Regions from separate parts of the Homo sapiens genome. Here region 1 is linked to region 2. A link is a contact called in ENCODE Hi-C or POLR2A ChIA-PET data. All regions are on one chromosome and are shown on one strand. The core of a region is the stretch at or near the end of the contact, and the rest is flanking DNA. Distances in the headings are between cores, read along the strand shown.

The links. Hi-C counts contacts between places; a loop is a spot of excess contacts on that map. ChIA-PET counts read pairs that join two places held with the same protein, here RNA polymerase II (POLR2A). Pooled maps may share reads with other maps.
Region 1: a loop to region 2 is called in a pooled map, with 4 times the contacts of the local background. The contact joins two enhancer-like sites. A Hi-C loop is called at or near these places in 3 of 50 pooled maps. POLR2A ChIA-PET finds 5 or more read pairs at or near these places in 2 of 52 experiments (T-cell and activated CD4-positive, alpha-beta T cell).

Annotation. Positions count from the first base shown.
Region 1 is chr6:90,077,083-90,082,657 of GRCh38, forward strand. The region is part of intron 5 of BACH2 (BACH transcriptional regulator 2); the gene reads right to left. Among named protein-coding and RNA genes, the nearest start is that of GJA10, 190 kb to the left of the region's middle. Within about 2 kb of position 2,954, at least 4 of the 41 ENCODE cell types and tissues checked have a DNase peak (open chromatin) inside an H3K27ac peak, as active enhancers do.
Region 2 is chr6:89,385,118-89,390,189 of GRCh38, forward strand. It overlaps RRAGD (Ras related GTP binding D), which reads right to left. Exons shown (of 7, transcript NM_021244.5): 2 at 2,178-2,473. Among named protein-coding and RNA genes, the nearest start is that of RRAGD, 25 kb to the right of the region's middle. RefSeq lists enhancers at 178-257, 2,266-2,325. Within about 2 kb of position 2,959, at least 3 of the 41 ENCODE cell types and tissues checked have a DNase peak (open chromatin) inside an H3K27ac peak, as active enhancers do.

The DNA.
Region 1 (5,575 bases), core at 1,704-4,203, 690 kb after region 2:
ACCCTCAAACTGCACATGAAGGATAAGTTAAAACTGGCAGTTTTGCAGGAAGGAGCACACAGTGTATCCACAGGATGCATTTCAGAATCTGTCATTCCTTATGAAAGCGTGGGAGGGAATCACAGCCAGAGTCTAATTTATCACCTTCTCTCACCTATTATTTTTACAGAAACTTCGGTCTATGGCAAAGGGCAAGAGGGACGGCGAAGATAATGGGGAATATATGAGTGTGTACAGGGAACAGAAGCTGTATCTGCAATGCCAGGAACTTTGAAAGTCACCTAGAATGATTTGCTCGGCCTGAAAAGCATTCTTCCATTTCGTTAACAGAGAAAAGTGGAGAAAGCAGCATTGTCTGGAGACACTGGAGAAGCGGGTATCATTTTAATACAAGACAGATTTCCCTGGCAGAGTTGACCTGAGAAATGTCTTTATTCCAGACTGATGGTTCCTAACACAAAAACCAAAAATCTGATGAGAATACTAATATATAAATTATAAGTCACAAGTTGTATCTGGGACAGGGATGGTAGGACAGACTAAGAAAAGGAAAATTTGAAGAGGATTGAAAAACAACCCAGCAAAATACAACAATTAAGAAAACTAAGCCACCACTGTTTTATATCTGTCCTGTATTTTAATTCCTTAGCTTATAGGTTTAATTCATCACTTCTTGTCAGGTCTCAGGTGAGGCAAAGTTAAGATACAGTCATAACTTCTCTTTAACTTTGATAAATGAAGAAACAGCATTCTAGGAAAGTCCTGGAGGAGGTTAAAGGGAGACTGATTTGAAGTCTCAGCATCTAATCCTGAAGGCTAACAAAAAAGTTATGTCCACAATTATGACTTTGTACTGTGAAATACACAATACACTTTATAATGCAAAACTTTGGTGGGTGGAAAAGGACTCTAGAAGGACAGGTATACATTGTATTAAACAGAAAATAACTTGCAAAGCATAAAAAATAAAAATAAAAGCAACAGCAATTGTTTTCTACCTGTCAGCATCTGGTCAATCTGTCAGATTGTTCAGTAACCAGAATTATAACAGATGCAATATTTTCTGTGGGGAATTACACCACCATGGAAGCTATTGCTCCTGAAGTTTTGCCCATTTCCACCTGAAATATTTTTTTAGCCTTACTTGATTACAACATTAGCACTCTCTTTCATAACGTACACCAGCAGGTACTACAATTAACATGCACAGATGTTAGAACTGAACATCCATGTTTAAATAAAAAACAGGGAGAAGGTAAAAATTACTGAATATGCTCAACACAGCACTAATCTTAAAAGGAAAGAGAGGCTTACATTGTGCTAACTTAACAGCAAAATAAAAAAAACAACAATCCCCCAGTTGGCATTAGTAACCTAAGAAGAAGCAAACCACTCTATAAATGCCTGTATTCTTCTGAAACACTGAACCAGAGGCTGATCTTTTGTCCATTTAATTCCAAAATTTGTACTCCAAGAATAGAGGAGAACTCCCAAATGCTCTCAAATTCTCCAACACATTTTATGATGCAACTGCACAAATGACGATAACACCAACATCATTTTGTGGAGTGCTGGCTTTGTGCTTTATGTACGTCATCTCACTGAATCCCCACAACCACCCTCTCATTCAGGCAGGCAGTACTACTTCTGTTCCCATTTTCAAATAAAGACACCCAGGCCTAGGAGAGGTTAACAGATCAAGGTCAACAAGTAGCTAAGCTAAGATTTGATCCGGAGTCTTTTTTTCCTCCTAAAGCTCTCAACTCATTGTAACCACTGTGCCACACTGTCTGCCACAGTTGGGGATGCCAAAGAAAAATGTGATTTGCAGTCTTCATTTTTCAGAATCTTCTGGAACTGCCCTCTTGACTCATCCATTTTACAAAGCTCATCAGACTGAAAGGCTCAGAACACTTGCAGACATTCTCATTCTTTGGAAATGCCACAACCACTCAGTCAGTGGAATGGGACAGCACCATCAATGGGATTGCGAAGGCACAAATTTCCCTGTGAATGCTGGCGCCGCCTCTCTTTGGTGTTTCTTCTAGCCACAAACGGACACGTTATCACTTACTGTGGTTGCATTCGACTCAGCAGCCAGATGCAGGGGAGTTTTTACTTGGTTAACTGTCCCTCCAACATCTGTGTCTACAGAAGATACTACAGGGCAGGCGTGTGCTCATCCTTGTCCCTTCTCCCTCCTCCAACCAAACACACAAAAAGTTTTCCAATCTCTAGGGCAACACCATTAAGATATCCTTTCCTTGCTGTGCTATGAGTTTACAAGAAATAACTTTCTAACAATAAGCCAAGAAGATGGATGTTGTAAAACTGCATTTCAAATAAGGCAATTCCTTTTTAAAAAAGATTCAAGGGTTTCACGCTTCTTTCTTCCTTCCATCAACACAATTTGTTTATGTATGAGTTGGATCTTTCTTCCTTCGGAAGAGAAAAGTGCTGATAAACTATCATGTGTAGACACACAACGCAAAAACTTGGTTGCCTTTTGCTATTTAAACAGAGACAAATTATTTCCCAATATACCACTTACCAGACAGATGCAAAGATGTGGGCAAACCAGTCATCAGAATTAACAGAGTGATTTTGCTTGCACTACATATTCTGATTTGTATGACTCTTATTTTTAGCCATGCACAAAGGGCAATAAATGGAAAATCTTATTCTAACCGCTACTTTTTCTGGGCCACCCACACTGCCCCACCTACCACACAACTTCAAAATGTAAAAAAACCCAGACCAGGGTTTGTCCTAACAAGGGATGCAAAGTGGCTAAAATGTGTGACATTTTTTCCAGTTAGTGTTTGTACTTTCATTTTTTTTTTTTTTCTGTCTCAGGACTTTCAGGGAAAACAATGTTGACTTACCAATGGGCATTTTCAAAGACTCTAAGTTGGTATGTCAGTCAGTGTACAGACAACGTGATCCGCAAGGCACGGGCACCACCCTGCCGTGAACCACATCTCAGCCAATCTTCCGCAAAGAAATGTACCCAAAAACTTTTCTGTAAATTCAGGAAGGTGATCCACACCTTCCACATTTTGTTTTGAAACAATGATGGTATTTTAAAAGTTCTTCAAATTAACAAAAGTGATATCAGAAATATAAACATTTCTAAAACAGAGCGGGCTGTGAGGAGTGATTTTGCCAAACTTAAGTCAGTAGCACTTGACTTATATCTGCTTTTAGTCTGCGGTGGCACCACGCTTACCAAGGCACAGTATCCCCTTGCTATCCCTTTCCTTCTGTGCATTTTTTCTTTCTGTATGCCTTAACCACACTTCTCCACCTGATAACCTGAAGCTTATCAAGCATTAATTCACACATGGTTATCACTGTGGATTGAAGCATCTGATATTTAGAGATAACCATCTTGACGGCAAATAATAAAAACAAAATTGATGAAGAGGATATTTGCCAGGGGCACAGAGAAGATAGAGATGAGAGTCTATTTTTGATTACTATCTTTCCAGACTTTTAATAAAAAGTTATTACAGTCCCAGGATACCAATTAAAATGCTTGTTCCTCTGAGCCCTCTGCAAACCACAACAGCAAACATATGCAGGTAACAATTAATATTTAAAAGTCTAGTTCAACAAAATCATCAGAATCATTAGGAAACAAAAGGCGTCAACCCTGAGAAAGGCATCTTTACCTGTGTGCCTGCTCATTATCCAGAAACTAGAGGAAATGTTCTTTCATCGTCTGGTAGTTAGCACATGCCCTGCAGAGCTAACACCGTCTTCATGCGCGGTACTCGAGCAGCTCTGATGAGATGTCTCAGAAAATCTTTTTTGGGTGATAGTCCACTATCGCCAGAACTTCTGACTTGTGTTGTAAAAACACAGGCAATTAAGTATTACACAAAGTGGGTCATACGCCACTGAGACAACCACACCGCCCCCAAATCAGACTCCAAATGACTGTGCTGTGACAAGGTAGGAGGGGTCTGAACGCAGCGAAAGCAAAACTTTTATGTGGTGAGGAGCATTTTAGTTTTCACTGGTTTAGGTTAGAGAAAGTTAATCTCAATGTCAACTACAAAGCCAACAAACTTTTAGTGTGTTCTTGAATTTATATGACAAATGCTGGCTGTTCATCTAATGGGAAATTCAGATCCAATGTCATAAACAGTCTGAGGGACAGTCTCAGGCTTAAATGACATGCCCATCACTAAACAAGTGAGCACTGTGACTCAGTGAAGGAAGGCGGCCAAATCGAAACTAAAGATAAAGAACCAAATTCTCATTATCCACATTAGCATCTCCTTCTCCAAAGGAGGATCAAAGTACTGTATACCACTTCCCCACACCCGTAACCAACCAGGGCATTCAACACAATCGCAGATGCTACCCAAACACCCTTCAATTGCTGTAGGAAAAAGGTCAAATGTAGTTACCTGAATTGAGCACATTCATTCATCTGTCACTGAAGAGCCACAGAAATATTAATCCAATATACACTGAGTTCCTATTACATACAAGGACACAGAGGACATGAAGGGATGCTCTCAAAGTCACTGCTTTCAAGGAACTTAAGAATCCTTTACACGGGATGATAAAACCTAGATATAACCAATGTCAAAGACAGACTTTTTCTTTTTTTTTTAAACAAACAAAATCCCTTCTAGCAGCTAGCTGCTTACTAAATACTTCCTATTCTACGGACATAAAGTTTGTGGATTACAATTCTACATTTCTCAGATGAATCTTCTAACAATTCCTTAAATTTTACCTTGGTTTTCTTTCAGTGCTCAAAGCCCTTCCTAACCTTGGCCAAGTGTTAGGATTCATCCTAACCTGAAGGCCTAGTACTCTCCAAAGGGAAGCACAGAGATACCAGCACAACTCAAGGAGCTATAAAATCACACCACAGCAATCGGAAGAGATGCATCTTTAAAGGGGGATAAAGGATGCAAAGTTAAAGGAAAACTCTGTTCACAGCACAAGAAGGCATATATTTGAATGAAATTTTGTTACCAAAATTATAAAATCAGAATTTGATTGGAGTTCATATTGTTTGGATTGTGAATGCGGAATGGGAAGATCTGGCTAACTCAACCTTTCCCATTTCTGCCAAATTGCCTTATAGTACAGTGATTACTAATTTCTAAATAATCAGAACACAATCAGTTGACCTAACACCAAAGCCATCTTGTACATAACTGAATCTTCCTTTATGATTCCAGAGGCCCACTAGGATCTTACAGGGCCACTCACTATCATTTTGACTGACAGAAGGTAGAAATGAAAATACTGGTTGACAGGAATTTCCACCTGATAAAGATACTAGTGAGTCCACACAGCTATCTGTTCTTATAAGAGCTGATTAATATAATTAGAAGGAAGAAAAAAAAAGTAACAAGGAGATCACTGTCCTATAAGATGACACTTAAAGGCATCATTCCTAAGTGCCACCAGCTTGTAGGATGTAATCAGTCTAGAGCACTGCTTGTAAATTTGGAATTAGTTAATTAGTTTCTTGAAAAAAGTCTGGAAAAATACATAAAAGTATGAGTTAACAGGTAGGTTATATTTGGGCAGCCAGATTATAGGT
Region 2 (5,072 bases), core at 1,709-4,208:
ACCTAAATTGAAGGTCTGCCTTCAATTTAAAAATAGGCAGATGTACCTATTTTCGCCACATTATAACCATATTAGAAACACCTAAAAATAGATTACACTGTAAATTTGAATTCCCATAAATGCAAATTGCTATGTAAGCACAACGTGGTATTTAAGTAAGTACTTACTAATCCATTGTCTTGAAATGATGAGTCATCTGGTTGGAAATCTACTCACCCATGGGTAGGACTACTACAGCTACCCAGTTCAACAACTACAGAAACAGCTGCTGCGTGACTTAGGGAGAAAAATGGAGCTTAGAAGAGAGAGATGAGCATGACATCCCTGGAGCCTCCCCTTCCCTACAGCAGTGTGCACACACCCCATCCACTCCCCTTGAGCACTAAGCTCCCTAATTTATGGTGCTGGCAGACCTGAGACAGTAAAGCAGGGGATACTGCCAAGACCACAGATGGGCCAGAAAACAGGTCAGTACAAGTGGGACAGTCAGGAAAGCAGCTGCTGACAGCAGGCCCTGGACGTGGTGCAGGTAACACGTGTTTCTGGGTAGGCCCATGGGAAGAGAGTAAACTGCTGATCACAGATCAGGCATTGGATTTGAAGTCTCCCTCCTCCACACCCCTACCAAAAAGGAAAGGAAGAACCCTTCTAACCATTGGCCATGCTCCCACAGCCATACACGTACACAAATGCAGCCACTTGGAACTGAGAGGCTTAGTTGAAAATTTTGTTATTATTATTAAACAGGCACCTAGATCCTGAATGAACTTACGATCCTCTCAGGCATGGGGAGTCTACTCAGAGGATGGTTCTCGAGCATGGGCTCAGAATGATATTATCGGGAATAGTCTTTGTAACACTTCAGCCCTAACAGCTCTGGTGCTCCTAGAAGGGCCAGGTGTGCTTAGCGGGGCGATGCACACCCGCAGCTGGCCAACCTGTCTCACTGTGGGTCCACAGTTCCAGGGAAAGGGCACAACCTGAACCTCAGAGTTGGTTCAGCGCATGCTGAGAAGGGCTGATGCCATTTATTTCCCCCCAGCTGCAAAAGGGAGCCCTTGGGGAGCCTTCAGGCTGGGCCATATGTCATGGGCATTTTCTAAGAGCCCCAGACATGGATAGTTTGGAAAGCACCAATGCCCCTATCCTGCTGCACATCCCCTTCCTAAAATGTATCTGCCTGACACACTTGTGGTCCTACTGTCTCCCTTTGCCTCCCCTTTACACCAACTACAGCAGAAAAGCCTCAGGATGTAAAAAACCCAGGGTGCCAAGGAGCCAATGTGGAATGCTAGAAAAGAACCTGATACAGGGAATGACTCGCGACTGGGAATGGGGCTCTTCAAAGCATAGGAAACAGGTTCCCAATTCTTTGCGTCCAACAAAGTGAAAGGAGAACCTACTCTGGAAGCCTGTTGTTAAACTACTAAAAATAATTTTTCATGATAGAAAACTTGGTAATTTAGGGGATATAACTTGGAAGGAATCTGAATAGCAGTATGAATGCTAGAATAAAACTCACCTCATATCCACCTACTTACTTATGTGAATAAAGTTTCTCAGTGCTTATAACTATATAAACAGAAAACAAAAATGGAACTGATGCCAAATATTGTCTTATTCAAGCATGGATATATGAAGTGGAAAAAATATCAAATATCCATCTTCTAAAGAGGGATATTTATCTCAAATTTTACTTTTTATATGTAATAATCATCTATAAAATACATAATTATATTATCTTAAGCAATAATTATAATAATTTATTTCAGAAGAAAAATTTTCACACCTAGAACTTTATCTTCATAGGAAATAATAAACAGTTTAAAATGTAAATTTATACACATGTTTTTGTTGCAGAGAACCTGTGATCTTTTGTAGATGTTGACTAGCGGTACCATAGTGGGGATGACATATTTGGCCTAAATGGGCCCCTCCATCAGTGAGGTTTCCTAGGTCTATGATTTGCTGAAGTGTCAATTGTTCCCTAATGCTCAATGGGTTGATTGTTGGTCACGGCTGGAGCCTTTTAACTTTGGCAAAGTCTGAGAGCCCTGACCAAGAAACACTTGTTTGGTAGAAAGGCCTATTCCAGAGTTTAAAAACCAAACCAAAAACATGGGGTGGGGTGGAGGGGACCGGCCAGGCCATCATACCCCTGAGACTCTGAGCTTTACCTGTGAGTCAATGACAAATATCAGTGCTCCTGTTCCCCGGAAGATCATCTCATAGTCAAATGTAGGGTCAAAAAAGTCAATCTGTCCTGGGAAGTCCCAAATCTGAAAATTGACAAAGGAGCTGTTGGAAACATCTTCCCGGCATATCTTATTAGTGCTCTCCAAGAACAGAGTTTCGTTGGGAGACATTTTGTGAAAGACAACTTTCTGAATAGACGACTTGCCGCTTCTCCTCAGGCCCATGAGCAGGATTCTCGGCTTCACTTCAGTGCTGAAGGGGTCACTGAAGTCCAGAACTGGAGAAACCACAAAATGAGAATGAAGGTGAGATGCTTTCACAGAGGTTAATTAGAGGAGTTTCACTTCCACCTCAAATGTGATTTATGATTCACAGATGATGCCACTCTTCCAAAGAGTGCTAACTACAGTCCCTCCACTTAAACCCCAAGTCTTGCTGACTTCACAACCTTAACACTTAACCGCTGGTCTATACTTCCCACCAGGCAAAGGGGACAGCTTTTGCTAAGTGCAAAACACTCAACAATAGAGTCTCGCCACTTCTTACACCATCCCGGAGGCCAGACACCAATATAATGCCACATCACAAGCAGGGACTCAGGAGCGTGAAGAGAGATTTATTTCCTGGAGCAGACTGTGGAAAGAATCCAGGTCTGAGCATTCAGGAGCCATATTGTTCTCTGAGAAGCCATCACTAAAGAGATGCTTGTTGACGTGAGTTATGCCTCTCTTAGTCACCCTCCTCTGGCTAGTACTCTCCCAAGCCACGAAGGCCTGGAAAATGGGCCTTGGACTAGATGTCGCAGGTTTGGATTGTGTTACACAGCAGATGCAAAGTTTGTGAAAGGCAGACATCTCTCAGGCCCACCCTGGCTCAGGGCCCCCATCCAGTAAGGTAGCTACTAGCCAAATACAGCTATTTAAATTAAAATCGATTAAAATTAGAAATTCAAATCCTCCTCCTATGATGTTTCTAGAGAAGCCAAATTCATAGACACAGAATGTTTTCAGGGGTTGGGGGAAAAGACGAATGGGGAGTTCTATGTTTAATGGGTATGTAGTTTCAGCTGGGGGAATATGAGAACATTCTGGAGATGGATGGTGGTGAGGGGCGCATAACAGTCACATTGTTATGTGGCCCTCACCGCCAAAAATGGCTAAAACTGTAAATGTTATGATGTTATATATATTTTATCACAATAAAAATTTGGGGGTTCCTCAGTTTCATCGTGGCAAGTACTCAATAGCCACATCCAGCAAGTGGCTAACGTATTGGACAGCACAGACACAGAACAGCAGTCCCCAACCTTTTTGGCACCTGGGACCAGTTTTGTGGAAAACAATTTTTCCAGGGACCAGTGGGATGGTGGGGTGGTTTCAGGATGATTCAAGCTGGTTACATTTATTAGGCAGTTTATTTCTATTATTATTGCATTGTCCTATATAATGAAATAATTCTCAAGTCACCATAATGTAGAATCAATGGGAGCCCTGAGCTTGTTTTCCTGCAACTAGACAGTCCCATGTGGGGTTGATGGGAGACAATGACAGATCATCAGGCACTGGATTCTCATAAGGAGCGTGCAACCTAAATCCCTCACATGTGCAGTTCACAACAGGGTTTGCACTCCTATGAGAATCTAATGCCACTGCTGATCTGACAGGAGGCAGAGCTCAGGCAGTAATGCGAGCAATGGGGAGTGGCTGTAAATACAGACGAAACTTCGCTTGCTCCCCCACTGCTCACCTTCTGCCATGCAGCGCAGTTCCTAACAGGCCACAGACTGGTACAGGTCTGTGGCCCGGGGTTTGGGGATCCCTGACATAGAACATTCTTATCCTCACAGAAAGTTCTAGAGGCCAGCACTACACCAGTTCCTGGTAACAAAAATTCAATCTTAAAATCCTTTGCTAAGGGTCCTAGAGGGATTAGGCATTACTGGATAAAAGTAGGAGTTGGTGGGCCGGGCGCATGGCTCACACCTGTAATCCCAGCACTTTGGGAGGCCGAGACGGGCGGATCACGAGGTCAGCAGATCAAGACCACCCTGGCTAACACGGTGAAACTCCATCTCTACTAAAAATACAAAAAAATTAGCCAGGCGTGGTGGCGGGCACCTGTAGTCCCAGCTACTCAGGAGGCTGAGGCAGGAGAATGGCATGAACCTGGGAGGCGGAGCTTGCAGTGGGCCGAGATCATGCCACTGCACTCCAGCCTGAGCAACAGTGTGAGACTCCGTCTCAAAAAAAAAAAAAAAAAAAAAGAAGTTGGTGTAACAGCTCAAAACCCTGTAGGGCTCTCTCTTTCCTTCGTTCTTGAAACATATAGTATTAATTCCACAATGTTCTTTAGTCCTAGAAAACCGCTTAATTGGTAAGCAGCCTTCCTAATTGACCAAGAGCGTGTATATTTCACAGGAGTAAAGGAAGTATAGACCGTGGTTCAGTGTTAAGGCTGTGAAGTCAGCAAGACTTGGGGTTTAAACTATCAGACCTTGAAAAAGATACTTAGCTTTTGAGACTCAATTTCAAAATCTACAAAATGGACTTGATAATGAAAATAAACATCTCATAGGGCTGTTACAATAAATGAGATCAAGGACCTAAAACAATTATTAAAACTAAGACATTCAGCAAATGGTGCTGGGCCAACTGGATATCCACATGCAAAAGAATGAAGTTAGACCCTTATGTCATACCATATACAAAAATTAACTCAAATGGATCAAACATCTAAGTTGAAGAGCTAAAACTATAAAACTCTTAAATCAAAATGTTTTATTTAAGAAGGCAACATAGGTGTAAATCTTGGCAACCTTGCATTAGGCAATGGTTTCTTAGCTATCACAGCAAAAGCACAAGCAACAGAAAAAAAAA